Linked DNA regions of Homo sapiens: regions 1 and 2 are each linked to region 3. Evidence: chromatin loops called from intact Hi-C (ENCODE). Cell type or tissue: PC-9. All regions are shown on one strand. Links, peaks and the distances in the headings refer to the core of each region. The heading gives the core; the rest is flanking DNA. Region 1 overlaps LOC105378250 (a long non-coding RNA gene). Region 2 holds the start of CISTR (chondrogenesis-associated transcript). Region 3 holds the start of HOXC12 (homeobox C12).

Region 1 (10,182 bases), core at 833-8,832, 180 kb before region 3:
CACAAAATCTCTTAAATGTAAGCTCCCAAAGAGGGGAATTCTTTATTTGCCACCATTTGTCTTGCATTGTGTGTGAGTGTGTGGTGATTTGGTGGTCGTTGTGGTGGTAATAATTTAGGGAAAAAAGACATTGCTTTTGCTCGAATTCCTTTGCAAAAGGAATCATTTTGGTGCTTGAATTTTCTAATTTGGAATTTGTCTTTGTATTCACTTACACTTAGTTGAAATCTGATTTTCAGTAGTTTGAATCCAGCCTTTGTCACTTAGAAACTTTCAGTGGTATTCACTTGAGGGAAACATCAAACCATATAGAGGTCATCCAATTTCTCACTGTAGACCCAATCCAAACTAAACAGAATGCATCTGTGAACTTATTTATAGACAGTACAGGACAAATGGTAGTAAACAGAGAAAATTCTCTTTCCTAGGAGCTTACAATATAAAAGTACTTCATGGACACTTCCCCATCCTCCCAAAACAAATGAAAGTCCTATTCTAAACAATATTCAACCATTTGATCATTGGAGCACCCCTCCTTTCTGCAGTCTAAGCTGAGATTTCTTTATTGCAGTTTGAGTATCACACCAGGTTGCCTAAAGCCAAAGTATTAGGTGACTTATTTTCACAATTAACTAAAGCAATGAAAGTAATAAAACTGTATTGTTTGTCAATTTGGTCATTGGACTTCAAGGGGATGACACTGGAGCCAATAGTGTCACAGATAACGTCCTTAGTCCCAGCCAGTTTGGGTTACTTCCTTTGCATTTTCACTTTGTGGTGTGGAAGAGACTTGGACCTGCATTCTTGTTTCATTATCTCTGTTGTCACCACATTGGGCTGTAGATCATGGGGTGCTTCCTTGGCTGTGGCCAGTTAACTCTATACCTCAGGCTTCAGCTGGGGAAGAAGAGGCAAGCTGAAAGTGTCATCAGGCAAGAGCTGTGCTACTTCGCTGCACCTAACCATCTACCACTGCTACCCTCTTCTCTAACCAGGCGTCTTCCCAGTGCAAAGTTCTAGGCCAGTGAGTTATGCCATTCTGTCCTAAAACCTCCTGTGCAAGAGACCCATATTCACTGCCAACCAATCCAAAGGAACGGGGAGCAGAGGAGGTCAGTCTGATGGAGAAGGCTGGACACATAATCAAGGCACAGACACTGGCAGTGCAGCAAGGAAACAAGTTAGGAGCAAATGGACAGAACTCTGGACAGTAATGAGGGGACGAGAGCAGGCAAAGAGGGCATAGCAGAGAGGTCAGATATCTGTAGGTGTGGTTAGATATGCTTCCTGAAGGAGAGTCTTGTTGAACAGTTTGGAAAAAGGGTGTTCTAGGCAGAGAGGGACTGTCCATGTGATGGTTGAGGTGATGATAGCAAGATGTTCGTATATGGGGAAAGATTGGTCCTGTTCAAGCAAAGAGCCACAGAAAAGGTTAATAATAAGAGTAACGGTTAGGGGAACAATGAAAAGAAAGATCTGGAAATACAATCTTAAAAGTTTGGATTTAACAGAGAGCAGAAAACTGCAGGTCTGGTAGGGAGAAGGTGTAGGGTGTGTGTGTGTGTGTGTGTGTGTGTGTGTGTGTGTGTTGCTTTCAATCCTTGAAGAACGTGTCATTTTCCAGAAGGAGGGTAGAGGGCACTCACACTTCAGTTATCTGCTGCAATGCAGCAATCATGGTGAATGTGATTTAGGGCTGTAGCCTGCTTTAAAGAAGGGCAGCACTCGGCCGGGCGTGGTGGCTCACGCCTGTAATCCCAGCACTTTGGGAGGCCGAGGCGGGTGGATCATGAGGTCAGAAGATCGAGACCATCCTGGCTAACAAGGTGAAACCCCGTCTCTACTAAAAATACAAAAAATTAGCCGGGCGCGGTGGCGGGCGCCTGTAGTCCCAGCTACTCGGGAGGCTGAGGCAGGAGAATGGCGTGAACCCGGGAAGCAGAGCTTGCAGTGAGCCGAGATTGCGCCACTGCAGTCCGCAGTCCGGCCTGGGCGACAGAGCGAGACTCCGTCTCAAAAAAAAAAAAAAAAAAAAAAAGAAGGGCAGCACTCTCTGATGGTTGCTGGGGTGAATCTGAGTGAGATCTGTGAGGATCTCATTGTTTAGAGTTACCAACGTTAAAGGCCAGGAGGGTGGATCAGGGAGTATAGCAGGAGGCTGGGATGCAGTCTTTGCCAACTGTAGGAATCTACTAGATAGAGTTCTGGTGGGAAAAATGGCATGTCAGCTAGGTTGAATTCAGGCCTTGGAAAATATATATCTGAAACCAGTGATTTCAGCTGAGATTCCTTAGGTTTAATCCAAATTTTCATGCAACGCCCCCGAATAAAATAAGGATGCTTTGAGGCTGCTTTGCCAATCCCCTTGTCTTTGGCCATATCTGGGGCTTTCTTCCCTTGGAAACTGAAATGGAAAAGTAATTTATCTTCTTCATGGATTTTCCTATACTGATAGCATGTTGAGAAAACTCATTATTTCTTATCTCAAGTTCATATTCTTTAATAACCTTAAAAAAGAACGAGGCAATCTAAAAATAGAAAGGCTAAGAGATCAGTGTTGATGCCGGATATCCATTGGTCTTTATGATTATTTCCATGAATGATTAATAAATATTAGAAATGCTCTAGTTGTCATGAGCTCAGAGCTAGACATGGACATGGGGCACACTAATACCTGTTTTTGATATTCTGCTAAGTAAGGCCTCTGGCTGTCAAGAACAACCAAACCAGACCGAGCAACCTCACGTAGCTCAAGTCCTTCTCCCCAGTATCACCATGAATTGTTAGCTCTGGAATGGGGTTAATCATATTTTAGAATGACTGACAAGCTGACATTTTTCTGGTACTGGGTTCTCCTGAGTTAAGGATCAGGGATTGCCATTCTCTGGCAAGCATCCCCCCACAGTCTGCTTCTGATTGGCAGCCAAGTCTGGGGAGCAAATGGCCAAGTGAATTAGAAAGCTTAAAAGATGTTTTGTTAAACCATCCTCATTAAACTGGCACCGTCTGCCTTCCTACTCTCCTTTGTCCCAGTTGGGGCTGTTCTTCGTGACAGATGTTTCCTAACGGTGTGTGCTGGTAGCATCTGGAATCCTTAGGTGACTGCTGAGGTTTGGGAAGGCCAAATCTGGAGGTATGTAGATTGTCAGGGAAATTGCAACCATTTTCCTGCCATTGGGCTACCATAAAAAAAAAATACCCGCTTCCCTTCCCACCACCCCATTTTCCTTTGGCCAGTGAAAATCAAGCTTTCATTTCCTTCTCTAGCACTTCCTAACCTGCACTGAAGATGGTTTTTTTCCTCTCAAGAATGAGGTAGTGAGTAGACAAGATTTGGAATATGATGAAAGAACAGTGTGATGGAAGAAGTCTCAGAGGGGTTACTTATGTTTGGCATCTAGAGATCTTTTATCCTGTATTTTCCACTAAAAATCAAGCAAAAGCCAATGGGTTAAAGTTGTGGGAGTAGGAATTATAATTAGATGTAAAATTGTGTCTATGAACTATTGGAATAGTTACAGGGATGCTTTGGAATCTCCTTTCTTGGCATCTAAAAAGATTGTCTGGAGAATTTTGGCACCTGATTGGATTAGAATTTTAGCAGGAAATGGTTAAGATGGAACTTTCAGATTTAATGATTTCTCTGCTTCCAGCTCTGGCCTATCAGTGTCTATGTGGGAGGAAAGAGAAGACATTGGCAGGGGATGACCTGGGCATAAGGGTAAGAACTGGTTCAAATCCTCTTTTAATAGCCATGCCCTTAGACTCCTTGTTCTTTGTGGAGACTGGGTGCCACAGTAGGAAGAACATGGGCTTTGACTTCATGAAGAACCATGTTCAAATTCTAACTCTTCTTTTTACTGGCTATATGATCTTGAAAAAGTTATTTAACCTCTCTTCATCTTCAAGATCAAAGAATAATACTTCTGTCATGGAGTAAATAGGGGTTAAATGAAATAGCATATGAACCTTGCTTGCAGCTCAACACATTCTGGTTCCTTTCACCCCTCTTTCCACGTAACTCTAATTCTTGCACATAATTCTATCCCTGGCATGCCATTTGACAGATATTTTGCTCTGTCTCCAGCCTCTGCACATCTTCCCCAATGCTTCTTAGCATTCAAGCCTAGAGCTCTGATTTATTAATTTGTGTTAGTCCCACAAAATGGCAATAACAGTATGTACTTTTTATAACCATACTAACATGAGTCAAGGTTGTGGTTTCATTCCAGGCATTTTTACTTGCTGACAATTTTGGTTGTAAATCAGAGACAAAGGAGTTCTATCTTCCCACCCACCTCTCTGATCTAGAGTTCTTGATTCAGGGCTAGATCATCTGGATAGGATTTCCTTCCAATAAAAAAATGATGGCAAGTTTGTTTATAAGATTATTCAGAGAAGAAAAATCCATAACCTTTACTGTTGGAATATTCTTGTTTTCCTCCCAACCTTTTAATTTGAAAAATATTAACCTACAGAAAAGTTGTAAAATAGTGTAATTAATACCCATTCATTTTTCACCAAGATTGACAAATTGCTAATATTTTGCCACATTTGTGTGCTCTCCCCTTCTCTCTCATATATATATATGTGTGTATATATACACACATATGTAAAGCAGTGCCTATTCAAATTTTGCTAATTGTCCACTGATTTTTTTTTGAGACAGGGTGTCACTCTATTGCCCAGGCTGGAGTGCAAGTGGCATGATCACAGCTCACTGCAGCCTCTACCTCCTGGGCTCTGGTGAACCTCCTGCCTCAGCCTCCCAAGCAACTGGGACTACTGGCACATGCCACCATGCCAGACTAATTTTTTTTTTTTTTTTATAGAGGCAGGGTTTCACCATCTTGCCTAGGCTGGTCTCAGACTCCTGGGCTCAAGTGATCTGCCCTCCTTGGCCTCACAAAGTGCTAGGATTACAGGTGTGAGCCACTGCGCTAGCTGAATAATTTGTTTTATAGTGAAATGTTTCTCCCTAGCCCTGATCCAATTGAAGTTTATGCACTGTATTTTGTTATCATGCCTCTTTATTCTCCTTTAATCTGGAATCATTCCTTAGCCTGTTGTTCATAGCATTCACAGTTTTGAAGAGTACTGGTCAGTTGTTTTGTAGAAAGTCACTGGGTCTAAATTTGACGGATTATTTTCATCATTAGATTCAGATTAGGCGTTTCTGGCACTTTTGGATTAGATAAGAACATTTTTAAAGACAGTGCCACGTAGACAGGGAACATGTCTTTCCCCTGCCTGTTGTGTTCTTAGCACCAAGCACAGCGACTGGCATATAGTAGGTGCTTAATACTTATTGAATGAATGAATGAATGACCTAAAACTTTCACTGCCATGTAGGTCCATTATTTTTCTACCTGAAGAGAGAGAGAAGAGCAGCCTTCTCCTAAATCCTAGTTTCATTTTTATTATAAATCTTTGGGCTGAAAAGGGTAACCCAAGACTTCTTTAATGAGACCACCGAGAAGGGAATATGAGGGAGGGACTATGGCCTGAGGGAAGCCACGGAGTTTCTGTTTACCCAGGGCGAGTGGTGGTGGTGTTCATACTGTGTAGAGACAGGGGGATGAACAAGGTGGTCCTCAGATGGAAGGAAAAATAACACACAGAATCCTAGAGTACCTGGCCTGTTTGCTTACTGAGAAAAATTAGTCATTTAGGTTCCCAGATTTGACCATACTTCCCTCTCCTAGCCCCCATTTGAATCCTAAGAATGCCACAGTGAAAATTGATTTCTGGCCCTCCTCCTCTCCCAGAGGGGACAACTCCATAATTCTCTCTTTCTCCACTTTCCACCCCCCTGCCCTCACCACACACAAGTGTGTATTTTCTAGCATTTATAAACGGTGGTTGGGAGGCCATTCTCTCCAGATTATTTATTGTTGAGAAAATCTATAACTCCTTGGACTTCTCATTTTGATGTAGAAGCTTTCATCCCTGTTGCCTGGGGGAAGTGAGGTTATGAGAGGTACTCTCTGCCTCTCAAAAATGTGTTTTCAGGCTTCCCTTTGGGGCCCTTTCTCTCCCTAGCTCTGATCATCTCAGACATTTCTGACAATCCTTGCTGAGGCATCCAGGGCTTGGGACTGAATTCATCTATTTAATTTTGCAAGGCTGGTGAGTGCCTGATTCACATTGCTCCTGCCCCTTTTCTGAGAATCTACCTGCCTTTGTCTTTGCAGTCCTTAATTTCACCAGTTTCTGGGAAAAAGTATCCTTCATCTCCATATCGGCTCTTGGTTACCAAGAAAAATGGAGGAGATAATCCAAAATAGTGAATGAGACGAAGATTATTATTTTTTTTAAGTGATTGAATCCTGGCTAAAGATAATCCATGAAGTGAACAATCTGGATGAAAGTAATCCATCATGTTACTCTTCCATGGGTGGGTATATGGCATCTGGAGAGGGAGGCTGGTGGGAGAGGGCCTCAGCTTGTTTAGCTCTCACTTTTTTGTCAGAACCATGAGATGTCTGTGGAGAACTCTGCAGAACCCATTTCTATGCTGTATTTTTAAACTCTGGAGGAGGCCTGTTCCATAGTTTGAGAACCAAATACTTAGTTCAAAGAACATGACAATCAGTAGCCAATATGCAAAACTGCCACTTCATCTAGGGTTTCCATGATACCCAGTGTGAAAGTCAAAGTCCTCACAGTGACTCTATGGCCCGCCATGAATGATCCGGCCTCCTGATTTCTCTCTGACCTCATCCCCGACTACTTCTTCCTATCTCACTCTGTGCCAGCCCAAGATGGTCAGGTGCCATTCCACACCCATCAGGATGGCTATTATTAAAAAAACAGAAAATAGCAAGTGTTGGCGAGAATGTGGAGAAATTGGAACCTTTGTGTACTGCTGGTTGGCAAGTAAAATGGTGCAGCCACCGTGGAAAACAGTAAATTGGTGATTCCTAAAAAAGTAAACTTAGAATTACCATATGACCCAGAAATTCCACCTCTGGGAATATATCCAAAAGAAATGAAAGCAGGGACTCAAATTGATATATGTACACCCACGTTCATAGTAACATTATTCAGAATAGCCAAAAGGGAGAGGCAACCCAAGCATCTATTGATAGATAGACAAACAAACAGATAAACAAAATGTGGTATATACATAGAGAGAAATATTAGTCACTCTAAAAAAGGAAGAAAATTCTAATACACGCTACAACACGGATACTCTTGAAGACGTTATGCTAAATAAAATAAGCCAGACACAAGCAGACAAATATTGTATGATTCTATTTATATGAGGTACCCAGAATAGTCAAATTCATACAGACAGAAAGTAAAGTGGTGGTTTCTAAGGAATGGGAGCAGGAGGGAATGGGAATTTAATGTTTAATGGGCACAGAGTTTTAGTTGGGTAAGATGGCAAAGGTTTGGAGGTGGATGGTGACGATGATTGACCCTCATGTGAATGTATTTAATGCTGCATTTATTTATTTATGAGACGCAGTCTCACTCTGTTGCCCAGGCTGGAGTGCAGTGGCACGATCTTGCCTCACTGCAACCTCCGCCTCCTGGGTTCAAGCAATTCTTCTGCCTCAGCCTCCCAAGTAGCCGGGACTACAGGTGCCTGCCACCACGCCCAGCTAATTTTTGTATTTTTAGTAAAGATGGGGTTTTACCATGTTGGCCAGGATGGTCTCAATCTCTTGACCTTGTGATCCACTTGCCTTGGCCTCCCAAAGTGCTGGGATTACAAGCGTGAGTCACTGCGCCCTGCCTTATATACTTTTATTTTTACTTTTTTAGAGACAAGGTCTTGCTCTGTCACCAGGCTGGAGTGCAGTGGCATGATCACAGCTCACTGCAGACTTGACCTCCCAAGGCTCAGGTTATTCTCCCACTTCAGCCTCCTGAGTAGCTGGGATTACAGGCGCTTGCCACCACATCTGGCTAATTTTTCTATTTTTTGTAGAGATGAGGTTTTGCCATGTTTGCTGGTCTCAAACTCCTGGTCTCAGAAGATCTGCCCGCCTTGGCCTCCCAAAGTGCTGGGATTACAGGTGTGAGCCACCATGCCTGGCCTAATGCCACATTTAAAAACAGTTAAAATGGTAAATTTTATGTTATGTACATTTTACCACTATAAACAATGGCCAGAGTCTTTATATTTGCACTTCTCAGAGATCTGCACCATTGCTTTTTCCTGCACCTGCTCCTGGCTGCTGGTGAAGTGTCATCTCAGCAAGGCCTTCTTGGACCACTTGTTTTAAAATCTCAACTCCCATCCTGATCACATCCTAACCTTTACTTGCTTTACTTTACAGCACAAACCACAATCTAACACAATATATATTCTGTTTTTTTTTTTTTTTTTGAGATGGAGTCTTGCTCTGTCACCCAGGCTGGAGTGCAGTGGCATGATCTCGGCTCACCGCAAGCTCTGCCTCCTGGGTTCACGCCATTCTCCTACCTCAGCCTCCCGAGTAGCTGGGATTACAGGTGCCCGCCACCACACCTGGCTAATTTTTTTGTATTTTTAGTAGAGACAGGGTTTCACCGTGTTAGCCAGGATGGTCTCGATCTCCTGACCTCGTGATCCACCCGCCTCAGCCTCCCAAAGTGCTGGGATTACAGGCGTGAGCCACTGCGCCCGGCCTAACACAATATGTATTCTTACTACTTGTTGTTGTTTGCTTCTTCTTGCTGGAATGTAAGTGACTTGAGTGGAGGGATTTTTTTGTGTGTGTGTTTTAATTGCTGTATCCCCAGTGCTGAATAGTTGAGGACCGGTAAATATTTGTTGAATGAATGAATAAGGGACCATGACTAGACATAGACTTCTAGAGAAGGCACACACAGAAAGAGAATATGAGAAGATTCTGTTTTTTGTTTGGCCTTAACTAATTTCTTCTAGACCTTGGATATATAACTCAGACCCTGTGTTCATGATGGCTTTTATACAGTTTACCTTTTCTTACGTGTTTTGAACTGTTTGCATTTAGAGCTGTTGGTGCACTGCGTACGCCATGGTTATTATTATTTAAAGCGGTCACCTTGAACACAAAGCCTCTACTCTTGTATTTCTGATTGCCTCCAACCATAATTGCAGAGGTACTTGAGTCAGGGCTTTGGAAACTCTGGGAAAGCTTAGATATCCAGAAACCTTTACTTTTTTTTCTTTTTCTTTTTTTTTTTGAGACATTGGTTTGACTGGCTCCAGAGTTTTCATTCTCTGGAAATTTTAAGGAAGAGCAAACTTATATAATTTGGGATCAGGAAAGGAGTTGTATTTACAAGCAAAGAGATTGATATAATCTCTAGGAGATGTTGCATTTTAAAGTCCACTTCTTGGAAGCTTTGAGACCTGAAATAATTATGTAGCAGCTCCATTGCTTTCCTCTCGTGAACGTTTATCAAGTTTCTAGGAGAGCACTTTGTGTCCACACTCTATTTGAAGTTGTTCAGCAGGAGCCATGAGGCCAAACTTCCGGATTGGCAAGATTGTTAGCACCCCAGCACGGGAACCAGTGGAACTTACTTCCTTGGAAAAATGTTTTGAAAAGGAAAGGTCCTGAGTGAGGGTAGTGCCCTTCTTAGAGACAGAGGAATGAACACAATGACCTTCAGGATGAAGGAGAGTGGGTGGGGTTGGCTGGGAAAACAAGACAGCCTTCAATGTAGTGGGCGGATTGTTGGATTCGACATGAGTTCTTCTTGGCTACTTGGGATGGAACTTTTGTTTTGGAGTTTGGAAAGAGCTCAGAGAATGAGAGAAACACAGGGAGTAGAAGGGAGGGAAGGAGGGAGCCAGGGGCATGATGGAATTCATACAAGCTGGCTTCATGTTCTCTGGCCTTTCTCTGTATTTCTTTAAGCACCTCCCCTGGGCCAAGCACCTCCTTTGGGAGAGACTGTTTCCTAATTAAACTGAGATCCACAGGCCCAGGGCCCTTATTAGGAAATATCCTTAGGAAATGCTCTTTAAATAGAAGATTGTGCGTATTCTAGTCTCCTGTTCCCACCTCTGTCTGGCCCTTTCTCTCTTTCAAAAAAAAAAATTCCTATTTCTAGGCATCCCAAGACATAGTTGTTAATCAATACAGCTATGTGTTTATTTTCTCTGTCCTAAGTGTCTCTTTTGGTTGCTCGGTACAATTGAGTAGATCCTTGTCCTGCGTAGCAAGGGTCGGTGGTGGGAGCATGGAATTCGGAAGG
Region 2 (10,182 bases), core at 1,141-9,140, 210 kb before region 3:
ATTACTTCTTTCTTTCTTTCTTTTTCTTTTTCTTTCTTTTTTTTTTTTTGACACAGAGTCTCACTCTGTTGCCCAGGCTGGAGTGCAGTGGCACCATCTTGGCTCACTGCAACCTCTGCCTCCCGGGTTCAAGCGATTCTCCTGCCTCAGCCTCCTGAGTAGTTGGGATTACAGGCACACGCCACCATGCCCGGTTAATTTTTGTATTTCTAGTAGAGATGGGGTTTCACCATGTTGGTCAGGCTGGTCGGTCTCAAATTCCTGACCTCATAATCTGCCTGCCTCGGCCTCCCAAAGTGCTGGGATTACAGGTGTGAGCCACCGTGCCTGGCCGGCCACTAGTATATATTCTTAATGCACTTCACACAAGCTGAGGTTTTCAGGCCACTTGTGTTGGGAAGTTCTTCCTTGAGTCTAACTTCAGATCCTCTTTGTCATGTTTGATGCCCAATAGGCCCAGGCTAAGTTCGTGAAACTGGGGCCTTGCACCTCCATCCCTCCACCACAGAAATGGAATAATTTCTTCTGGATGGAGGAGTGTGTCTGGAGTATAGGGACACTGAGAGAAGGAGGACTAAAGCCTGGCAGGTCACAGATGAGTCAGATCATTCTTTGGGAGGAGGGCAGTCATCAACAGGACAGTCTCAGAAAAGGGAGGTCAGAGAGCATCAGTTTCAGCCTGTACAGACAGCAGCCAGAGTCCTCAGAGGGGGGAAGATTTACCCAGTGTCCCCTGTTATGCAGTAGCTGCTTCTGAAAAACCCAGGCCCCTGACTCCTGGTCTAGGAGTCCTTCTTGTGCCCTGTTTGGAGGATCCTATATTCTGTTCTTATTCTCCTGGCTATGTGGGGGTCGGGGAGAGGGAGGATATTCAGCTAGGCCCAGGTGCTGCCCAGCTGTGCCAGCTGGGTCTTGAGGCCTCATTGCCTCACATGCACCATGCCTGTTCCTTCAACTCCCCATTCTCCCGCTGCAGGGTGGTGTGGTCTCTAAGCTCCACCTGAGCAGCCATCCACGTATTTAGTCGTCCCCTGACCCCAAATAGTTTCATACATATAGTCTGTCTTCAGCCTGAACTATCTCTCTCCTTTTTCCAGACCAGCCTCTCAGCATTTTACAAGATTGTCCCATACTGTCCTCCTCTAGGAAGCCCTCCTTGACTGATCCTCCTGGTTCCGGATCCCAAATGTTTCCTTTCGAAACCACTGCCAAGGTGCTTGCAGGCCTCTTCCTGTTATCTTGCCTGTTCCCCACATACTGGCACCTCCCTGTGAGCAGGGCTGTTTTTCTTCTCTCTAGGGATCTGCCTTCTTTCTTCTTTCCTGTCTTCCAGGACCCTCTTCCCGCACCAGGAGAATCAGTGCTGCAGGGGAGATTGACTGAACCCTTCCCTGTTTAATGTTTTCTGGGAATGGCAGGGATAACGGAGTCCCGTTGGGTCTCATGGTCTCATACTGAGGAGGAGGAGGTGGCGCAGACCCTTTCCCTGACCGGATCTTGGTGGCTTACTCTGGTGTAGGCTCCCCCAACCCCAGCTCCTGGTACTTCTGCTCTGGTTGCCTCTGGGCAAGTTAACAGCTCTAGGCTGCTGTGCTGGAGCCCCTGGGGCGCTGGGTGTGGTGTGGGCAGCGGCAGGCAGCCCCTCTGTGATTCTCAACTTGGGCTTCTCACCGCACCTGACTGCCTGCTCCCCCACTTCCAGGTTCGTGTTTCTCCGGTTTGTGTTTCTCCGGTTTCCCTTGCACCTTCCCTTTCCTTCTCCCTCCCAATCCTCACCCAGCCCATTTATCCGAAGAGCTGGAGTCCTTCCAGAACGTTTCTCCTTTCCTGGGTCCTTCGGGGTTGGCAGCCCCCAGGTGGGGAAGGGGTGAGTGGAGAATGGGTCCTGGCTCTAGTGAGGCACCAGGTCTAGCTCTGGATCAATCGATGCTTTGGCTGCCACCTTGTGGCAGATACGGAGAACTGCAGGATTGGGGTCCCTGCGCTGAAAGTGGGATCTTCTGGAGAGGGAGGAGGAGATGATGGCAGAGGTGTACATTATGAGGGTAGCAAACCTCAGATTTCCAAATTGACATTGGGGTCTCCTAATTCCTGACTGACAGGGAAGTAGAAACCTGCCAAGTAGCAAGGACACTTAAGGATGGAGACAGAGAATTAAAACACTGTCCTTCAGTCTCAAACCTATTGTTCTAATCCTCCTTCCCTAAAACAAAAACAAAAACAAAAACAAAAACCCTAAAAGGGCAACAGCCTGAAACTGAAGCAGAAGGAGCTGAGGTCTGATCTGCAGAAGTTCCTGTAAGTCCCAAAGTGTATTTGGATGCTCTGCCTGTGACTGTTGCACGGCTTTTTCATAGCTCCTCTCCACCCCCAGTCAGTGAGTCTCCCACCTTCTCCAGGCTCCTTAATCCCATCATGCTCAGTTCATTGGTCCTATTCAGAAAATCCTAGGTTCCTTAGCCTTTCTACCCAATCCTGGGTTGTGCCTATGACCAAGATGCTGATCTGGGAAGTCCCTTCTCTAGTCTAACTCCAATTCTTCCTATAGCACTGGAAATGGAGAGAACCACCATGCAGCTATCAGAGCTGCAGATGGGAAGCTGGGACCCTAAGAAAGTGGGGAAGATGAGGAAGGTTCTGAGGGAGGGCGGCTCTGCCACAGTTTCTCCTGCCATCTTCCTCTCCCCTGCCCCCTTGGATCCTTGGAGATGAAGGGGATGCGACAGAGTGGCCCACCTCACTGGAGAATTCTCTCCACTTGGGCTCCAGGATTCATAGGTACTGGGGGAAAGCGGAACTTCTGAGTTCCAACCATGAGCCTTGTTATTCTCCTCTGTAGAGTGGGTATTGGGGAGAGTGAAGATGGGGGTATTTGTCTCTATCAGGCCTTCTGGTCTCACTTAAGAGTCCTTCTGAAGTGTTTTTCTTTCTTTCCACTTAAATCCCAGGCTCTCAGAAGCTCTTATAATGATTCTTGGAGCTCCTATATCACTCCCCCTCAGTCCAGCTCCCTTCTCTGGTGAGCCAAGGGTCACCAAATCCTCCCTGCCATTCTCTCTCTGCTTCCCCTGGCAGTTCTTGGAGATCTTGGCCAGGAGCCTCGGCTCTGCAGGTCCCGGCGCCCTCCCTCTGAGGTGCCATTCCTCCCCTGCCTCATTTGCTGCCACTGACCTTACTGAGTTAAATTAAAAAGCAATGTTCTGTGTGCGGCTCCAGCCCTGTGGAGCTTGACTCTGGGAAGACGAAGACAATTACTGGCCCCTCCATCTCCCTCTCATCTGGCTGCCTTATAATTTTTCCCCCCGCTGCCTGGTATGCAACATTTATGTTTTTAATAACACCAGAATGGTTTTGACCTTGGGAATTCATAGCAGAATGGGCACTGCAAGAGGCCCCGACGTGATTGGCGTTTGTCTCAGTCCTTTGCAGGGACAAGACTCTGGTGCCTCCTGGATTCTGGGGAAGGTGTGTAGGGGCTGCACCCCATGCGGTTTAAGAAGAAATCTCAAAAACCAGAGTGGACAAGGACATGGGAAGGGGGGAAACAGAGGGGGAGGGTGTTGTCTTTTTAGGTTTCCCCTGGAGGATGAAAGTTAGAATAAGGTGTTTGAGAGGTTGGGATGTTTTTCTCCTCTTGTTTTATAGGAGGAATCCTAGATTGGGGATGGCATGGAATACGTGTGTGTGGGGGGGCAATGGGGAAGGGGTGGTGTGTGATGCAAGTGTATACACACACTCAGGCCATCAGTGCACAAGCTTGCACATATACCCCCGACACAATTGGATCCATTTCTCCTCATTTACTCTCAGCTTCTCTAGCTCTTTAGCTTCAAGGAGAGTAGATAAAATGAGGACTAGCCAGAGGACTGAGGTCAGACTGTAAGTAGAACTTACCAGCTGAGAGTAAAGGGGGCAGGGACAGAGTCCTCTTCTGGCTTGTAGACAGATTTTCTTCCCAATCCCTCCTACCTTTCTTCCTTTCTCTTTTCTATGCCTACCTCCCTGGGTGGCTCAGCTTTTGAGATGAAAGGAGAACCAGTGGCAGCAAGAAGAATCTGGAGGAGGCATGGGTTGGTCAGCAGAGGGACGGGAGAGGCAAGAAGCAGTGGTGGGACCAGCTGAGGGGATGCCTGGGAAGAGAGAGCTGAAGATCACGTGCAGGCCCTCTCCTCCAGGTGTAAAGGGCTGTGGTAAGATGGACCAAGGTTAGAACTGGGAAAGGGCTTCTGTGTCTACAGCTTTGAGGAGTTTCTGGAACTCCAGTGAAAAGGCCAAATTATAAATGAAGAGAAGCTTCTTTTGCAGTTCAGAAAGTAGGAAGAGAAGGGACAGAGGGCCATGTACCTGAGGATGAGGGGTGCACAGCCAGGTAGCTACAGCACACATCTGTGTCCTGGGTTAACAGTCTTGTATGCACCAGTTCCATATGTAAACATATGGAACACAGTAGCTTTGGCATTGATTGTTTAAGCCAGGGATTTGAGATGCTGTCTGGTTGTGGCCTGTAGGGTATGGTTTTATTTCAGGAGCTGCAGCTGACACAATGGGAAGACCCCTGCGCAGAGAACCAAGAAGTCGTGGGTTCTAGTTCTAGCTCCAGTTATCAGCTGGGACCCTAGGGAATGTCACGGAGGAGCGTGGGTGTCATCTGCTATACCATGAAGGAAAAGCCACAGGGTCCTTCTGTGCCAGCAGCCCCAGTGCTAGGAGAACGAGAAATGGAAGGGAGGCTGAGGAGGGCGATGGCATTTCAGGGACTAGAGAGCTTGAGAAGGGATGCAAGGATTCCTGAATTCTGAAATTCATGGGTTTTTGCTCGAGCTAAAGACGTCCCCGGCCTAGGGCAGCCCAGCCTGGCCTTGCCTGGATTCCAGACAGCATCCAGGGCCGACGTCTGGATCTGTAGGGAGCGCTGTTCTCTGCCGCCCTCCTGTGGCCGCTGAGCCCTTCGCAGATCGCTGCTGAGAAGATTCCGCTCCTCCGCAGAGCCGCGTTCCTCGCCCCCTGGTGGAAATTGCGTATATTACAAGAAGCGATCTTGGGTTTCTAGCCGCAGCTTTCCCCCAACAGTTTCCCTAGTTTTGGAGGCATTCACAACCTCTTCAAAGCTGGGAAGGTCTTCCGGAGATTTAACACTCTATACCTTTGCCTGAAGTTTTAAGTTCTGGTTTTGGAAAGTGGATAGTGGAGACAAGGGGCCGAGATTGAACAGAGGGCAATTTCTCTTCTTCCTCTTTGGGTTTCAGCCTACAACCCTGTATTCCTAGGGTCACTCAGAGTTTTAAAATCAGGGTCTGGTGACATTCCTGGAGAAAATGGATCTGGAGCAGACCAGGCATTGTGCTTCTGGGCTTCTTGGAAGTTGCACCTGAGCGCAGTCCGTCAGTGTCGGCAGGGAGATGGATTGGCAGGAGCCAGGAGGCAGGAGGCAGGCATGATGGAGGGAGATGGCATATTTGACAGATGCTGACAGGGCTCGTTATTTGCTAGCTTTGGAATCCCCTCCCACCCACCAGGCTGCCCTTGGCCCTCCCCTCCCTGCACTCAATGCTCATTAGTGATTGCCTGTCTTTGGGGGAGAAACCCAGTGGGCCAAGCTCCGTGGGGGTGGGCAAGGGAGGGAGAGGAAGAGGAAGAGGAAGGGGCAGGGACACAAGGCAGATGCTGGATAAGTCGTGGTTGGAATGACTGGGATTTGGAGCTGAGATTTGATGATTACTGGGATGCTTGGCAGGTGTAGCTGGGGATATTGTCCAGGGGCCAGATACTGAGTTACTGGGGGTGGTGGGTCGGGAGGCATATTAAAAGGAATTGAGTTCCACTGATTTAGGCACTGATTTGGGGAGAACTGATAAAATAGGAGCTGACCATTTTACTGGGGACTTACTATGTACAGGGTAGGTCTACAGGTGCTATGAGGGGATAAAAGACGCACTCCACCTATTTCCTGCTCCCCTTCCTGTGTTTTGAGACCTGCCACATCTCCCTGCACTTGTTGCTCCATGTGTGTCTGAGGGGTGCAAGGTGCTGCCGGGCTGGGGATGTGGAGACAACTCTCCCAAGCAGTTTGTGACCTTCCCACACCCCCTTCCAGTAAAGCTCCTCCAGTCGGCTTCCCACCTCTCCTCATTCCTTTTCTCTTAGAATGTACAAGACATGTAGATATCTGGGTGGGAGAGGGGGCCCTTGGGTGCCCTCCCAGAATTTCCAGTGGCTCCCAGTGGAGGAACTGGGTTGGGGGCAGTGGTAAGCCATACTATCCCGAGAGGCCAGGGGAGCAGGCAGGGAGGGGATCTCCATTTGGAGTGTGGAGAATGTTCGATGAGGAGGAGAATGCTGCAGTCAGAGACCGCGCTGCATCCTAATCAGCGCTGCGGAGGCTGCACCGCGGGCCGTCAATCTTCCACACAAAGGGCCGCCCGCCCTCTTCCCTCTCCAAGCCCTCCGCGCCAGCGCCCCCCCAACTCCATCCCCAACACTGCGGGGCAGGAAAAGAGGCAGAGAAGGGGGGAGATGACGGACACACAGACAGGGACAGAAAGACCCAGTAAATTGAAGCCAAGATGGACAGAGTGGGACCCATAAGGCAGAGTGGGTCCCAGCACTCTGGAGATGAAGAGAGACGGACAGAGGGAACAGAGACACTGCCGAGTGGAAAGGGAAAGACAGAGGAGAGACAGACCTAGAGACAGGACAGAGCCAAGACAGAGGAGCATCCAGAGAGCAGACAGAAAGATCGAAGACTCACACAAGGCCAGAGCCACCCAGAAACCAGCCATAGCAGAGCAGTCACGGACACAGAGGCATGAGAAGGTCCCAGGCCCAGGGAGAAACTGAAAGCCATGTACCCCGAGCCAAAGGCACACTGACCCAGGGCCAGGACCAGGGCCAGGGCCAGGGCCGATAATATACCAGAATGTATCAGTAGACTGAGAGAAGCAGAGAAGGGGAGGGAGAAGATGGGTTTCCAAGGAGAAAGGAAATGAGAGTGATGGTGGGGAGGCAGTAAGAAGGGTCAGGTAGAGGTTGCAGGGGGTGAGATGGGGATTCTGGGTTGAGGGCTCTGCTGGCCTTCCAGGGCCTGGGACTCAGGTGGGCGGGGAGGCCTATATGTGTGAGTGTGTATGGGTGTGTGTGTGTTGTGTGTGTGTGTGAGCAGGAACCTGGCAATTCCAAGCTCTTCAAAATGCCAGAGTTGTCTGGTGCTGAACCAGACAGCCACACACCCTCCCTCTGCATGGACAGCTTGGAGCAGTTATGGTGGGGTGTAGGGGAGAGAACAGAAGAAAGATGGAAGTTAGAGAAAGACTGAGAAAGAAAAAGAATGGCAGAGCCCCAGCAGAGATCAAGGGGAGAGAAAATGATATTGAAAAAGGGAGTAGAGAAATTGGCAGAGGACAGTCAGAGAAAGACAGAGGTGGAGAAAGAAATATGATGGAGGCAAGAAGTGTGTGTGTGTGTGTGTATATATATATATAAAAGACAGGGAGCAGAGAGTGCCTCTAACTGCAGGAGGGCGAGAGGGGCACGGAGAGAGAGGGGGCTGTTGAGAGGGAGGCAGACTAAGGGGAAATGGGGAGGGAAGGCAGGCAGGGCACCTATCTACCTGGAGATGCTGGGCTGGAATCAACCCAGCATCATGTTTACCTGATGAAACAACCCTGCAGTGAGTTGGGGAGGCAATCAATGAGTTTTTCTTTCTTTCTTTTTTTTTAGGGTGACCCTGTCATTTTCTTTAAGTACAAAGAACCTATTCCAATGCATGCTATCTCCTTTAACATAGCAGGTTTCAGCAACTGCTGCAGGTGCCTGGGTCATTCCTGGCAATTTCTCTTTGGGGATCACCTTTAGAGCCTGCAGTATAGCTCTGAGCATCTGCACCAGAGGCAAATTTGTATCCTTTAGGGGTAGATCTAATTTTTGAAAACAGCCTAAGTGTTAGCAATCAAGGCTGGAGAGTCAGGTGAGGACCCAGCTGGGGAGCAGTATTTCCAGTTAAAAAGAAGGTGAAAATGGGAAGACATAGAGGAGGGTGTGCCCTCCTCCAAAGTGGCTCTGAAAGGCAATCCTGAAGGGGAACCTTGCAAGATATGACAGAAGGAGATCTTCCAGTGGCTGCTTGAGGGCCAGTTTCATTTTTCTGTCTATTAAAACTGGGCAGTAATGTTCCCAGGAGCATTCACAACCTGGCACTGGAGGGATGAGGCCTGGCATCTGATGATCTTGGGCACAGTGGTGCTGGCCTTGGGGATCTTACAGTCATCCTCCCTGCCAACATTATGTTTATAGGTGCAAAGTTACCCCGTTGACATTCACCACAGCAAAGATCAACAAGTGCAAATGACTAGGGCAAATTCAGAATCCAAGCCAGTTAGTTCATCAGGGAAGGCTGCTAGGAGTGGGGGAGTTAGAGAGGTGTGCAAAGAGAAACCCAACAGGGCATGCAATAGATTAGGAGAAGAGCAGGAGTACCTCTGGCTGATGGTGCTGAGGCAGGTGAGCAAACCACAAATGAGGCTGTGGACAGCTTTGCTAGCCTGGAGCAACGAGCTGGATTCAGGAACCAGCATGAAGGGGAATGGAAGGGGGCAGGTTTTGAAGTCAGGCTGGGTGATCTGAATTTGCTGAGAGAAACTGGGGCCCAATGGGGATGCACTAACGTGTCAGGTAGAGTGTGTGAGTGTGTGTGTGTGTGCACTCACACTTGTCTGGATAGGTGTGTACTTAAGTTTGCATGTTTTTTTCTGTGTGCGTGTGTAGGGGCATATACATCCAGGTGGCTTTGTGCCATGTGGCTTTGTACCCCAGGCTCTTGTCTATCCATCTGTGTGACTGGCATGTGGCTATGCCTGAATGCGTTTGTTCATTTGTGTGTTTCCATGTGGTCATGTGCGAATGGTATCTCAGTTGCTTTTTGTGTATTTTACTTGGCTACGTGTGGCGAAGGGCAGCGTGTGTGTTTTGCGCGCGTGTGTGTGTGCGTGCTCGTGTCTGCAGGAGGAGTGGGGCCGGCAGGGAGCCCTGGCTACCCAAGCATTGCCGTCTGTCTCTCTCCCTCCACTGGCTCCATCTGCCGTCGCTGAGGTCGTGACAAGGAGGCAAACAGCAAAACGGCAAACAGCTACGGCGGGAGAAACAAGAACATTGTAAGCCCCGCGCAGACTGTCCCTGTGGAGGAGAAAGGCACATGAGCAGCCAAAGGGACGGACACTCACACACACACACACGCACACACTCACTCCTGCGCACACAGGCTGCTCCGCGGACACGCTTCACGGAGCAGGTGTGCCCACGCGCAATACCCTCCTGGCCCACAGGCCTCCGCACGCACAGGACACACACACACACTCTCTCCTGGCCTCCCTCCCGCCGCCCCTCCTCTGAGCCCTGCGGCCCGGCCTTCCGCACCTCCCAACGCCTGCAGGGGTTGGGGGCGCTGGGGCTCGGGGCGCTCACTCGGACCTCGGAGCCAATCGCCAGAGATCTAATGGCTCCTTTGGCAGTGGGAAGGGGTGTGCGTGGGTGTCCTCTCCTTCACTCTTTCCCCAGCCCTGTCGCCTCCCACCCCCCTTCCGGCCGCGGCAGTTTCCGAAATCGCCCGGCGGCCGCGAATTCATTAGTGGGGGGCGGATGTAAACGCAGCGCGGTGGAACGTTTTAATTAGGCCTGAACAATAAACAAGCTAAACGAGGCGCGCAGGACTCCCTGGTGGGCCCTCAGCCTCCTCCGCGCGGCGCGGACTCATTACGGCTGCAGCCAATTTCATGCCAGCGCCGAGCACTGGCTGGGCCGGGAGTGGGGTCGGGGGTGCGTGCGGGTGCGATCCGGGCCTGCAGGGTGCGGAGCGGGGGCGTCCCGGGGCGAGGGCAGCGGGCCGGTTCCCGCCCGCCCGGGGCCGCGGCTTCCGCATTTCTGCACCATCCACCTGCCTTTTTCAGTGTCCTTGAGATGACGCTCCCTCCCCACACCAGAGCGGCCGGCTGGAGAGTCTAGCTTGCTTTTTAGGGTCTCTCTCCCGCCTCTTTTCCTCCCCCGCTCCCTCTCTCCTTGCGGCTGACTCCAGCTCCCCCTCGGTGCCCGTAACCCTCCTTTCCTCTTTTTGCCGCAGTCTCCGTCTCTCTTCCACAGGGTCTCTCCCTCCCCCTCTCCCCGTGGTTGTCAGACTTTCTCCTGGACTTTCTC
Region 3 (10,182 bases), core at 1,211-9,210:
TTGTGTTAAAAGTAAGACTAAGTGTGAAGGCAAATATGAGGATACCGGGGGTACAGGGTGATCTGAATTGCTGGTGAAACCTCTGTGAGGAAACGCAGACACACAGAGGGGCTGAGACTCCTGCTATCTTTCTCATAATCTGATGGTACTCCCCACTTCCCCTATCTCCCTAGGCCAGAGCTGGGAGGCCCAGGCAGCCAAGGGCCTCACAGGACTCTCCATCTAGTGGTCACTCTCCGGGGCTGCCAGAGAGGGCTTCAAGAGATTCTTTGCTGAGCTTGGGGGAAAAACCCTTCCCCACCCACATCTTAGTCTCCAGACAGAGGCCCAGCAGAATGGGCCTTTCAGCCAGCAGTCCCACAGCCGGAACCCAACTGAGAGAACAAGGGCAGCAGTTCTTTCCGCAGATCCCTCCATGACTGTCTGCTCCAGAGACCATCTGCTCCTGGGGTTGATCCACAGGCGGCTGGGTGAGCAATGTGGGGACAGTAGGCCAGTGTGGGTGCAAGGCAGGGGCAGGCCCCTGGGGCAGCCGCTATCTCTCTGAACAGCCCTCCTATTGGAGGTGGGGTCCATGCGGCAGGCAGCCCCTTCAGTGGCTCCATCTGTTCAAAAGAGAACTCCCCACCCTAGGATCTGCTGGGATCTGTGTTGGGTGGTATTGGAGCCCACCCCCAAGAAAACTCCAAGAGTGGTTCAGGCAGATGTATATCTAGACCTGCACTGGTGGAGAATTGAGGGGCCCTGGGGAGCTAGGGACTTCTGGGAGGAGGAGGAGGGGGCCAGAGCCTTTTCAAAACCAACCAGGCTCTTCCTCTTTTAGCCTTGACCGTGACTAGGTCTTTCTGACCTTGACATCACAGGGAGCACAGGGAAGGGGGGGGAGGGGTGGAAAAGGCCTTGATCTTCCGGTGGCCAGCGAAGGGGAGGGCTGCTTGCCCCCTTGACGCGCCATCCCCCTTCCCGCAGGAGCCCGCCGCCTCTGTTTACACACAGAGGAGGTGTCGTCTCCAGTCTAGACAAGGGCGCTAATAACGCCCATAAAAGGCGGCCTCTCCAGAGATGCTCTGGCAACTCCGCTCCCGCGCGCCTGCCGCTGGCCGCTTTCTCCACCTCCCCCCGCCCCGCCCTTCTCTGATACCTTGGCGAGGCCGGCGCACGGGCCTGGGGACGGGGAATCCAGAAGGCTTCTAGAGGCTGAGAATTCCTATCCCTCACCCTTATGAACCTCTTCTGTCTCCAAAGGTAAGTGGACCCTTGTTCCTGTCCGCGCTCTCCCAGCCTAGCGAGCCCCGGGGTTGGTAGTCCATTCCCCACCCCCACCTGCCTCCTGGTGGGGCCCATTGCTCCCACCCCAATCTGCCCAAGCCCCTTCCTCTGCCCGGAACTGGGGCCCCAGGTTTGGAAAGCAGTTGTGTAGCGGTGCTCAGCAGACCCTAAGCAGATCTCAGCTCCTCCCCAGAGCTGGGCCGGGCCAGTGGACAGGGTCAAAGCCAGAAAAGGAGGCCGAGGGGTGAGGGCACACCGGGTAGTCCTCACCCCCACCCAGCTTAGAGGTCGGTGGAGACGATTCACTGTTGCATTGCAGGCGGCTATGGGTGTGGCATTTGATGTGATTTTTTTTTTTAACTTGGTTCCCACACCTTCCCTGACACTCAGTAATTCACTAGGTGGAGGAGATCCTCTGCTGGTGGAGGGGGAAAATGTCAGAGCTGCGGCCCTATTTAACTGTTAGCGCGCCACCGAAGGAAACACAAAACGGGGGAAGGTGGTCCATTTAGGGATGCTCAGGTTGGGGTGGAGAGATGGCCTCCCAGATGTCCTTGCCTGGGGGCTCTCACTTCCCCCGCATTTTCTGAGAGGCAATCGGGCTGGAATCTTTTGGTGACAGAGGACTAGAGAAGCCGCGGGAGAACTGGAGAAGGTAGGGGCTCCGTTGGCCCCAGGCTACTTGCCTGAGCCTAAAAGCCTTACTGGGCTCCGTCACTGAGCGTTCCTACAAGCCTCCCTCCTCCAGGCTGCAAATCCCTAGAAAGCAGCACCTGGGGAAGGGATTTCCCAATCTGCTCTTTACCTCCCGGGCACCGGCAGGGAGGGCTGGGAGCCAGGTGGGCCCCAACCCCTGAAGGAGCCTGGAAGCCATGAAATAGGAGACTGAGCTCCCTACTCTACCCCCCAGCCTTGTTTGAACCCGACAAAAGTCAGGTCCCAAGCCTAAGTTGCCCCGAAGGGGCAAGGCAGACAGGGCTGCAGGGTTGGGCGGGGGGCAGGGAAGGGGGCAGGCCCTCCCACTCAGCCCCCTTCTCATCTTCCCTTCTCTCCGCCGGCCAAATCCCTGCTCACACCCCTGCTGGTGCTGAGTCCCGGCCTAATTTGCATACGAGGCAGAACCGCTTTCTGCAAACTAGACAGTGACCTTGAACTGGGCCGCTGCGGCCTCTGGACAGACCAGGGGTAAGGCAGCACTGCGCGGAATCACTCCCGACCACGGGTCGGCGGGGGAGCCAAAACGCAGTCACTCACAGCCGATTCCCCGCGGTCTAAGCCGCCAGCAGCCACGTTGCCTCTCCCACCAGAATCAGCGTAGATTTTATAATTAACTCCTTTCGCTGGGCTCAGCCGCAGTGGAGGCTGCTAGGATGCAGGAGGGATGGAGGCACAGAGAAGGTGTGAGAGAGGCGGCGGGGCATCCAGCTGGAGGACGAGCTGAGGGACACAGGCTGCCTTGGTCTTCAAGGAAAGCCTTGGACCACATCCTTGCTTTCAGCTTTAATTAACCCCGAGTTAATGAGCGAGGCTTAGTAGAGCCTGGCCAGCTGCGGCGGGAGCCAGTGGCCCAGGGGCCAGCAGGCAGGCCACCGCTCTAGCCTTGTGATCTGATAAATGTACGGGAGAGTTCGCACCAATCGCTCCACGGTTTGGGTGCCTCGGCCTGACCACCTATAGTTTTGCGCATGGTCAGCGAAGTGCCGGCGGGTTAAGCCCGGCTAGACACGGCTGCCCCGACTCCTTGGGATGCGAGTCCCTCGCCCAGCCCCAGCCTGCTCCCGGCGAACAGCTCTCGCCGAGGCTGGATTTAGATTTTAAGCGTCTCACCCGAGCCTCCCGCCGGCCCCGGGGACCCAGACTGGGAGCTGCATTTTTGTCCGAGCCCGGTTAAAAAACGGGTGCCTGAGTTGCGTGTGTCGCGGGGTTCCTTAACCACAAACGGAGCCTCGGTGGTGCACCGGAAGGCTGGACGCTTAGATTACCTGGGTCCTTGCCAGAGTCCTGAAAACCCCTAGGTTCCCGGTGGGTCTCAGGGAGCAGGACACCGGGGATGCGAATTTTGCTAGTGGTTGTCGACAGCTCTCCCTGAGAGGAATCAGGGTCAGCTGCAAAGAAGAAAGAGGGGTTTGTGCGTGCTTCTTTGCCCGCCGAATCCAAAACCTGGGGAAAACGGCCCTCTTTGATGAGGCTAAATCAGGCTAGAAGAAATGCGTGCCTGGAAGAAGGACGCCTTCACCCAATCTTCATTTCTCCTGCGTTGCATCCGCCGCCCTGTGGCCGCTGCTCCTCACGCTCAGCGGCCTGGCCTGGGAGGGCAGCGAGCAGAGCTCCCGGCCTGGGAGTTGCCTGCTGGGGTGGAGGGAATGGGGAGAGGCTGAGACCTTCCTCTTGGGGTCCCTCTTCTAGGAGATTGGAATTATCTGGGAAGGGAAAAGAGAATGAGGAGAATACTCCACCCCTCAAAGGCTAGTGATTATTTGGCAAAGCCCAGCTCGGCATCCCTCACACCAACAATAGCGGCTGAGCGCAGAGGCCTGGAGAGCCTGGGCGCAGACCTAGCTGCCCGCACGATGTTCTGATTGAAATCAACAGCAATATTAATGTCACACCCTGTTTATCTTTATGACCAAATTAACCCTCAAATAAAATGTTTTTTAAAAACTAAAATTTCAATGGCGCTCATCAATGTATCTTGAGAAGGGGAAATAAGATGTTACAGATGCTGTGACCTGGAATTTGCAGCTGAGAGATGCTCCTCTCCGTAGCCTCCCAGCCCCTTATCAGTTAGGCACAAAAAGGCCAATCCAGGCTGAGTCTCCTGCTCATTCCTTGGCGCCACCGGCTCTAACTGAAGGTGGCGGCTTCGGGTTTGCAGCCCATGGCTTGCCCTAAGTTCCGACAAGTGCGCCTAACGCGGGGCCGGCTCCTGGGGGCGGGAGGGGCTGGACCAGGCCGGGCAGCTAGGCAAGCAGGGGCGGGGAAGGGGAACCGGCCAAGCAGGGCAAGGGACAGGCACCGAGCTGCGAGCTTCGAACTGCTCCGGGCAGGGCGGCGCCCGCGGGGACACATTTCTGTCGGAGTGAGCAGCTACGGTTTGGGATATGAAATCGCCCGGGGAGCGGTGGAATTCAAAGAATCTGCGTTTCTCTCTGCCGCGTCCTGCAGAGGAGAGAGGGGAGGGAGAGGAAAAAAAGGGAGAATCTTCTCTGCTTCGATCTGCTTTTGCAGCTTTGGCTTATTCTCAGGCTTTCTCTGATATTTAACTTTCACCTAAATGGGTTTCTTTCTCATTCTCTCCGAATCTCTGTCTCCAATTTTCTTTCAATCTTCTGGTATTTTTTCGTATTTAGACGTTTACTGAACTATTTATCCAACCCTGTATTACTTAAGCCATGCATTGGTTAGAAGCTCGAAATAATCACATGGAAATTCGAGTGTTTTTTCTATTAGACCCCAAAAGGATACATCTGGTTTGGGGGAGTTTTATTTTGTCTTTCTTTTTAATCCGCTTGGCTGTGTTCTGTGGACCTAGTTGAGATCGGATTGTGGTTTTGCAGATGTTGATTATCTCACCAATGGCCAGCATTGCTTCTCGGCCTTCTCTGGAGGGAGCTTCTGAGTTTGCACCATAAATATAATTTCACCCCCCAATAAGATAATTCTTCAAGGGTTTTTTCCCTCAATCCTAGCCCCCTCAGGAGGCAACCTACTGCGGGCCTCTGCACTGCTATCTGATGGTCCCAGGGGCAGGCTTGGCCGGTTCTGGGGTGCAGTTGTCTCCTCCGCAGTGAGAATTAGGCCCCTCTCAGCCCAGTCAAGCCCTGTTAGGGGTCCAAAGCTTCCCACTGCAAAGACTCCAGGAGGCCCCCAGAAGCTCCTCAGTTCCCCGGAAATGACAGCAGAAGAGTAGTTCGCCCCCAGATTTTCAGGAGCAGGCAGGCAGGTCCATGTGGAGCTAGGCACCTCCTTTTGCTGCATTCTCTACCTCCCTTCCGCATCCTTCCTCTAGCCGTGAGTGGAGGTGTGAGGCTGGGTGGCTCCCGGCTCCAGAGGAAAACCCGGCATTATCAATTATCCTTGAGTATTGGGGAAGAGGACTCCAAATGTCTCTCCAAATTCCTGAGGATAAAGAGCTGATAAAGAAGTGTGCAGCAGCAGCTGGGGCGGGAAGAGATAACGGCAGGGAAACCTGTCCTTACCCCCACTTCGCCTCTACTGTAAATAAACCCCGAGCCAAAGGGCTCATCCGTCTCCTTAAACAGTCAGTAAACTTTATATGACACAATATCTAATAGTAATTTATTGAGGAGATATTGTAAATTCCAACGGTTTTAGTTAATAAAGAAGCTAATTAAAGAGGGACAGGCTGTGCTTGGCCAGCTGTTGGCGATAAGATAATATATGGGGGGGGGTGCAGGTTATAGGGGTGTATATATGCGGGCATTTTTTGGTGTGTGTTTTTTCCCTTTTGCCCCGTGTTGGGCAATTGCTTTACTCTCTGCGTTAGGTTATATACATTGTTTTAGAAAATCAGTTCAGCAAATAAACCTGCCCCCGCCCTTTGTTACCCCACTCACCCCCAGGATTGGGGAAGGGGGAAGTTAGAGTGCGGGATGGGATGGTGGGGGGGGGGGATCGGTTGTCCCCACCCCTCCCCCTGGCGGCCGTGCCCACGTGAGTGGGGCGGCCAATGGGTGACTGGTGCAGATTTAACTATGTTTAATGTCAGATAGCAATAAAGTAGAAGCTGCCGGTCGGGCCCCGCGGAAATGGGCGAGCATAATCTCCTGAATCCCGGGTTTGTGGGGCCGCTGGTAAACATCCACACGGGAGACACCTTCTACTTCCCCAACTTCCGCGCGTCCGGGGCGCAGCTTCCCGGGCTGCCTTCGCTGTCCTACCCACGCCGCGACAACGTGTGCTCCCTGTCCTGGCCGTCGGCGGAGCCGTGCAATGGCTACCCGCAGCCCTACCTCGGCAGCCCAGTGTCTCTCAACCCTCCCTTCGGCCGCACGTGCGAGCTGGCGCGCGTGGAGGACGGCAAGGGTTACTACCGCGAGCCGTGCGCCGAGGGTGGCGGCGGGGGCCTGAAGCGTGAGGAGCGCGGGCGCGACCCGGGAGCCGGGCCCGGGGCAGCGCTGCTCCCGCTGGAGCCGTCGGGGCCGCCTGCGCTCGGCTTCAAGTACGACTACGCGGCGGGCGGCGGCGGTGGCGACGGCGGCGGCGGCGCAGGACCTCCGCACGACCCGCCCTCCTGCCAGTCGCTGGAATCCGACTCCAGTTCGTCCCTGCTCAACGAGGGCAACAAGGGCGCCGGCGCAGGCGACCCCGGCAGCTTGGTATCGCCGTTGAACCCCGGCGGCGGGCTCTCGGCCAGCGGTAAGGACCCCGGCCACTCAAGCGGCGGATTCAAACCCGACCTCTTACCAGGGCGGGCAGAACAGGACTGAGCTAGGGACGCCCAGGGTGACAGAATGTGTGGCGAGGAAGAGCTTCTTATAAAATGAAGTGCGGGTGGGGGGAGCCTATAAACATGTAAACATCCCCACAAAAGAAATGGAGAGTGTTCCTTTTTCGTCTGCCTGCGGCTGGAGGCGGCAGGGATTCCGGAGTTGGGGGATCCTGACGGGGACTCCCCAGGCCTGGGGGTGAGGAGGTGGGGACAGAAAGCCCGGCCCTAGTTCTCCCAGGCGCCTCTCCCTCCACCTTCCCACAGACCCCATTACTTACATTTCGAAAGAAATGCCAGTGGATGCGTTTACTCTGCCATTCGCCCATATCTGTTGTAACTGATCCGGGATCCAGTCCTGAAGGATGTGAGAGGAAGGGACCAGGAAATAGGGAAGAAGAAAATTGGGGAGAGGTTTGGGAAAAAAGGAGGGGATAGGGACTTAGAAGGGTCATGAATAGTGCAGCAGGAGGTAGGGTTGAGGAGGTAAGAGCAAAGAATGAAAGGAAAAAAAAGAGTAAAGAAAGTGGGGGAGTTGGTGGGGATGTGGGTCTGGGTAGAAAAGACGATTCAGATGACTGGCGGCAAGGAGAAGGGAGAGAAAGGGCCTGGAGTCCAGCTGTGAGGCGAAGGTGAAAGGGTCTGGGGAAGGGCCAAGGGCACTGGACTGGTCACCCTTTGATCCTTTGGCCAACCCCTGCCATTCATCTCCACCCAGGCGCGCCCTGGTACCCGATCAACAGCCGCTCTCGGAAGAAGCGCAAGCCCTATTCGAAGTTGCAACTGGCAGAGCTGGAGGGCGAGTTTCTGGTCAACGAGTTCATCACACGCCAGCGCCGGAGGGAACTCTCAGACCGCTTGAATCTTAGTGACCAGCAGGTCAAGATCTGGTTTCAGAACCGGAGAATGAAAAAGAAAAGACTTCTGTTGAGGGAGCAAGCTCTCTCCTTCTTTTAAGGTGCAGGACACGGGCGCCAGCCCCAGACTGAGCCTGTCCCTGGCAGAGAGCAAAAGAGGGCGCCGCCTAGAACACAGTCCCCACTTAGAACGCCAGGCGTCTCTGGCAGGCCCTCCCTGGATATCCTCTTGTCTGTTTTGTTCGTGGTTCCCTCCCATACACACCCAAAACACCCTGCCAGGTCCCAGAGAGAAGGGAAGAAACCTAGCCAGGGAGAGCAGAAGCCGGCAGCTGCCTGCGGTTGGCAGGGGCAGGAAGGCTGAGGTGCTGCGGGCTGGTTTATTTGAGGCAGGACTGGGGCACTGCACCTCCGCTGAGGATCTGGAGAAGCAGCGGCCCAGATGTCCCCTTCCTCTACTTCCCTTCCATGGTCTTAATTCTCTTTGCCGTCAGGAGCAAAGAGCAGGGCCAGTGGAACCAAGGCACCTCAACCTCACAGTTCCTGGGGTTAGAAGAGGCTGGGAAGAGAGAGGAGGGTGGAGGGTCAGCGGAGAGAGCTGAGGGAGTCAGGTGTCTCTGGTAGGGCTGGAGGAAGTGGGGAACCAAGGAGGAAGTGTGGTTTGTGAGAAAATGATTAGCAAGAACCAGAGTCTGCTTGGGTCTGGGTCCCCCAGGACACCCAGTGGGCAGAAGCTTGGGCATTTGGCTGGCCGGGCTGTGGACAAGGACTATCAGCCTCATGTTCCCTCTAGGACCAGAACAGTGTCCTGGTCCCCAGCCCTCTCCTGATCCCGCTGCCCGCACCGGGCGAATGTCTGTTCATAGGTGTGCTGCCATCCACTCCTCCGTTGCCTGCGGTGGCTGCAGGCCTGATGCAGCAAGCAGGGACCTGAGAGCCCAGGGGACACAGCCTCAGGTTCAGTAGCCACCCCAGAGGTCCCCAGCTGGCTCTCCAGAAAGAAAGTGCAAGAGGCTGTAGATGGGGCTACGGAGCACCACACTGATTGGCCGGGAGAATTTCTGACAGCCACAGCCGAGGCCTCTGATTCTCCCTTCCCCGCTGGCGTTCACGGTCACTGCCTCACGGGCCGGCCAGAGGGTGGACCAGCGTAATTTACGAGGCGGGAGGAGAATTCACCCTTAAAGGGGCTACCAGCCATTGAGGTCCCACTCAGCCCCAGTTTCCCAGGCCCGTGAGAATGAAGGAGGGGGGCGCTCCAGCCCCCCACCCAACTCCCTTCTCTCTTCCTCGCCCGCCCCCCAACATTGCCCTTTGTCTTCAGAAGGGCTGCCTCCGCCTCCTGGCCTGCAAACCTCCACAGCCTAGCACATGGACCAGAGCAGAGGGAGGGGCACAGCCCTAGAACCCATTGGAGGTCTGAGAATGGCTTCTCTGAGTGGGAAGGACTTTCATCCAGACTCCTTCAGACCCCAGCCCCAGCCCAGTAGACGCTGGGCTGGCTTGGAAGAGAGGAGCAGTGAGAGAACCATCAACCTTTCTGTACTTCATTTTTATCCTTCTCCCCAAGAGTCCCCCAGCCTCCCATCTGCTGTCCGGCCCTTTCCAGGAGCAAGAGGGGTGAGAAGCAGGGCACTGATGGGAGTTAACTGCAGCCTGGACAGTGTGAAACTGGCCTGCTGGCTTGGAGTGTTTCCCATATGGGGAGAGTCTCCCCTAACAAACTCTCCAAAGGCAATCCACCGAGCTTTTTACTCTCCCACCAGCACACAGCTTCTGTACAGGCAGAGGCAAAGGCAAACACATACACACAGCTGAGCCCAGCACAGCACTGGGCCCACCCCACTCTCCCTAGTGCACTCGCAAGCAGGCAGCCTCATAATCCCCACATGGCCCAGCAGAATGGAGATAAAATCACATGCCTCCATCCCCCGCTGGGTATCTGACACCTGACAATTCCCCATCCACACATACTTGCTTCACCCATGTACAAGTTCCCCCAAATTACCACCATTCCAGCTGTCTGCAGTCTCCTGTGGTCTTCCCCTGGGCATGAAGCACTCCCCACCTTGACTGGTCACCCACTGTACCCCCTTTATGCAGCCCTTCCTGTGACCTCTGGGCTCTAGGGTGCTGGATTTGAGCTCTACCACTCCAGACTAACCTGATTCCCAATCTAATAATGAAGAGGGACCAGAACACTCTAAAAGGAGTGAGGGGACAAAGATATGCAATATTCTCTTTCCATTTGCTTTAAACTTGACTTCTGTGAGGTTCTCTGTCAATCTGTGTCTTGTTCTCTGTGTCTGTCGCTGGTACCTAGTGTAGTCCCTGTGGATAGTTGCCCTTCCCCTAGCTGCCTCCCCAGCTCTCTGTAGTGTAATTCTCCTATTCCAACGTCTGTCTTTAGCACGTTTTCCCTTTATATAGTCCTTGTACAGAGTTGCTTCATCATATTAATATTGATAATAATAATAATTAAAACATGAATTATGATTATGTGATTTTTTGAAAACAAAAGTTCTACCCCAAAATAATGGGAGTCCCAGCCTCTTAGCTGTTCTCCACTTTATTTTCTCCAGCTCAGGTGAATAATAAAAATAATAA

The links. Hi-C counts contacts between places; a loop is a spot of excess contacts. Peaks named below come from ENCODE experiments on the same cell type or tissue, not always from the same donor. Only the 100,000 strongest peaks of a DNase experiment are listed, where the experiment ranks them.
Region 1: it touches region 3 in a loop (10-fold over the local background); 10 of 110 quality-filtered maps call a loop at or near these places.
Region 2: it touches region 3 in a loop (4-fold over the local background); 2 of 110 quality-filtered maps call a loop at or near these places.

Annotation. Positions count from the first base shown.
Region 1 is chr12:53,766,244-53,776,425 of GRCh38, forward strand. All of the region lies in intron 1 of LOC105378250 (a long non-coding RNA gene), which reads left to right. Among named protein-coding and RNA genes, the nearest start is that of CISTR, 19 kb to the left of the region's middle. In PC-9, for the core only: a CTCF peak has its summit at 1,673; DNase peaks (open chromatin) are centred at 1,638 and 4,238; H3K27ac peaks cover 2,310 bases.
Region 2 is chr12:53,741,845-53,752,026 of GRCh38, forward strand. It overlaps CISTR (chondrogenesis-associated transcript), which reads right to left and starts at 10,135. Exons shown (of 3, transcript NR_186108.1): 1 at 9,930-10,135; 2 at 8,473-9,121; 3 at 4,493-5,004. The region is part of intron 1 of LOC105378250 (a long non-coding RNA gene); the gene reads left to right. RefSeq lists enhancers at 1,645-2,191, 5,893-6,421, 6,422-6,949, 8,510-9,098 and a silencer at 9,715-9,984. In PC-9, for the core only: CTCF peaks have their summits at 1,962 (motif pointing left), 2,162, 4,982 (motif pointing left) and 5,189; DNase peaks (open chromatin) are centred at 1,917 and 4,957; H3K27me3 peaks cover 433 bases.
Region 3 is chr12:53,948,892-53,959,073 of GRCh38, forward strand. HOXC12 (homeobox C12) reads left to right here and starts at 6,012. Exons shown (of 2, transcript NM_173860.3): 1 at 6,012-6,648; 2 at 7,437-10,065. The coding sequence starts at 6,039. The coding sequence ends at 7,675. LOC105369775 (a long non-coding RNA gene) reads right to left here and starts at 7,536. Exons shown (of 3, transcript XR_944977.2): 1 at 7,451-7,536; 2 at 7,000-7,076; 3 at 4,494-5,388. RefSeq lists an enhancer at 2,651-3,238. In PC-9, for the core only: a CTCF peak has its summit at 1,746; a DNase peak (open chromatin) is centred at 4,330; H3K4me3 peaks cover 1,255 bases.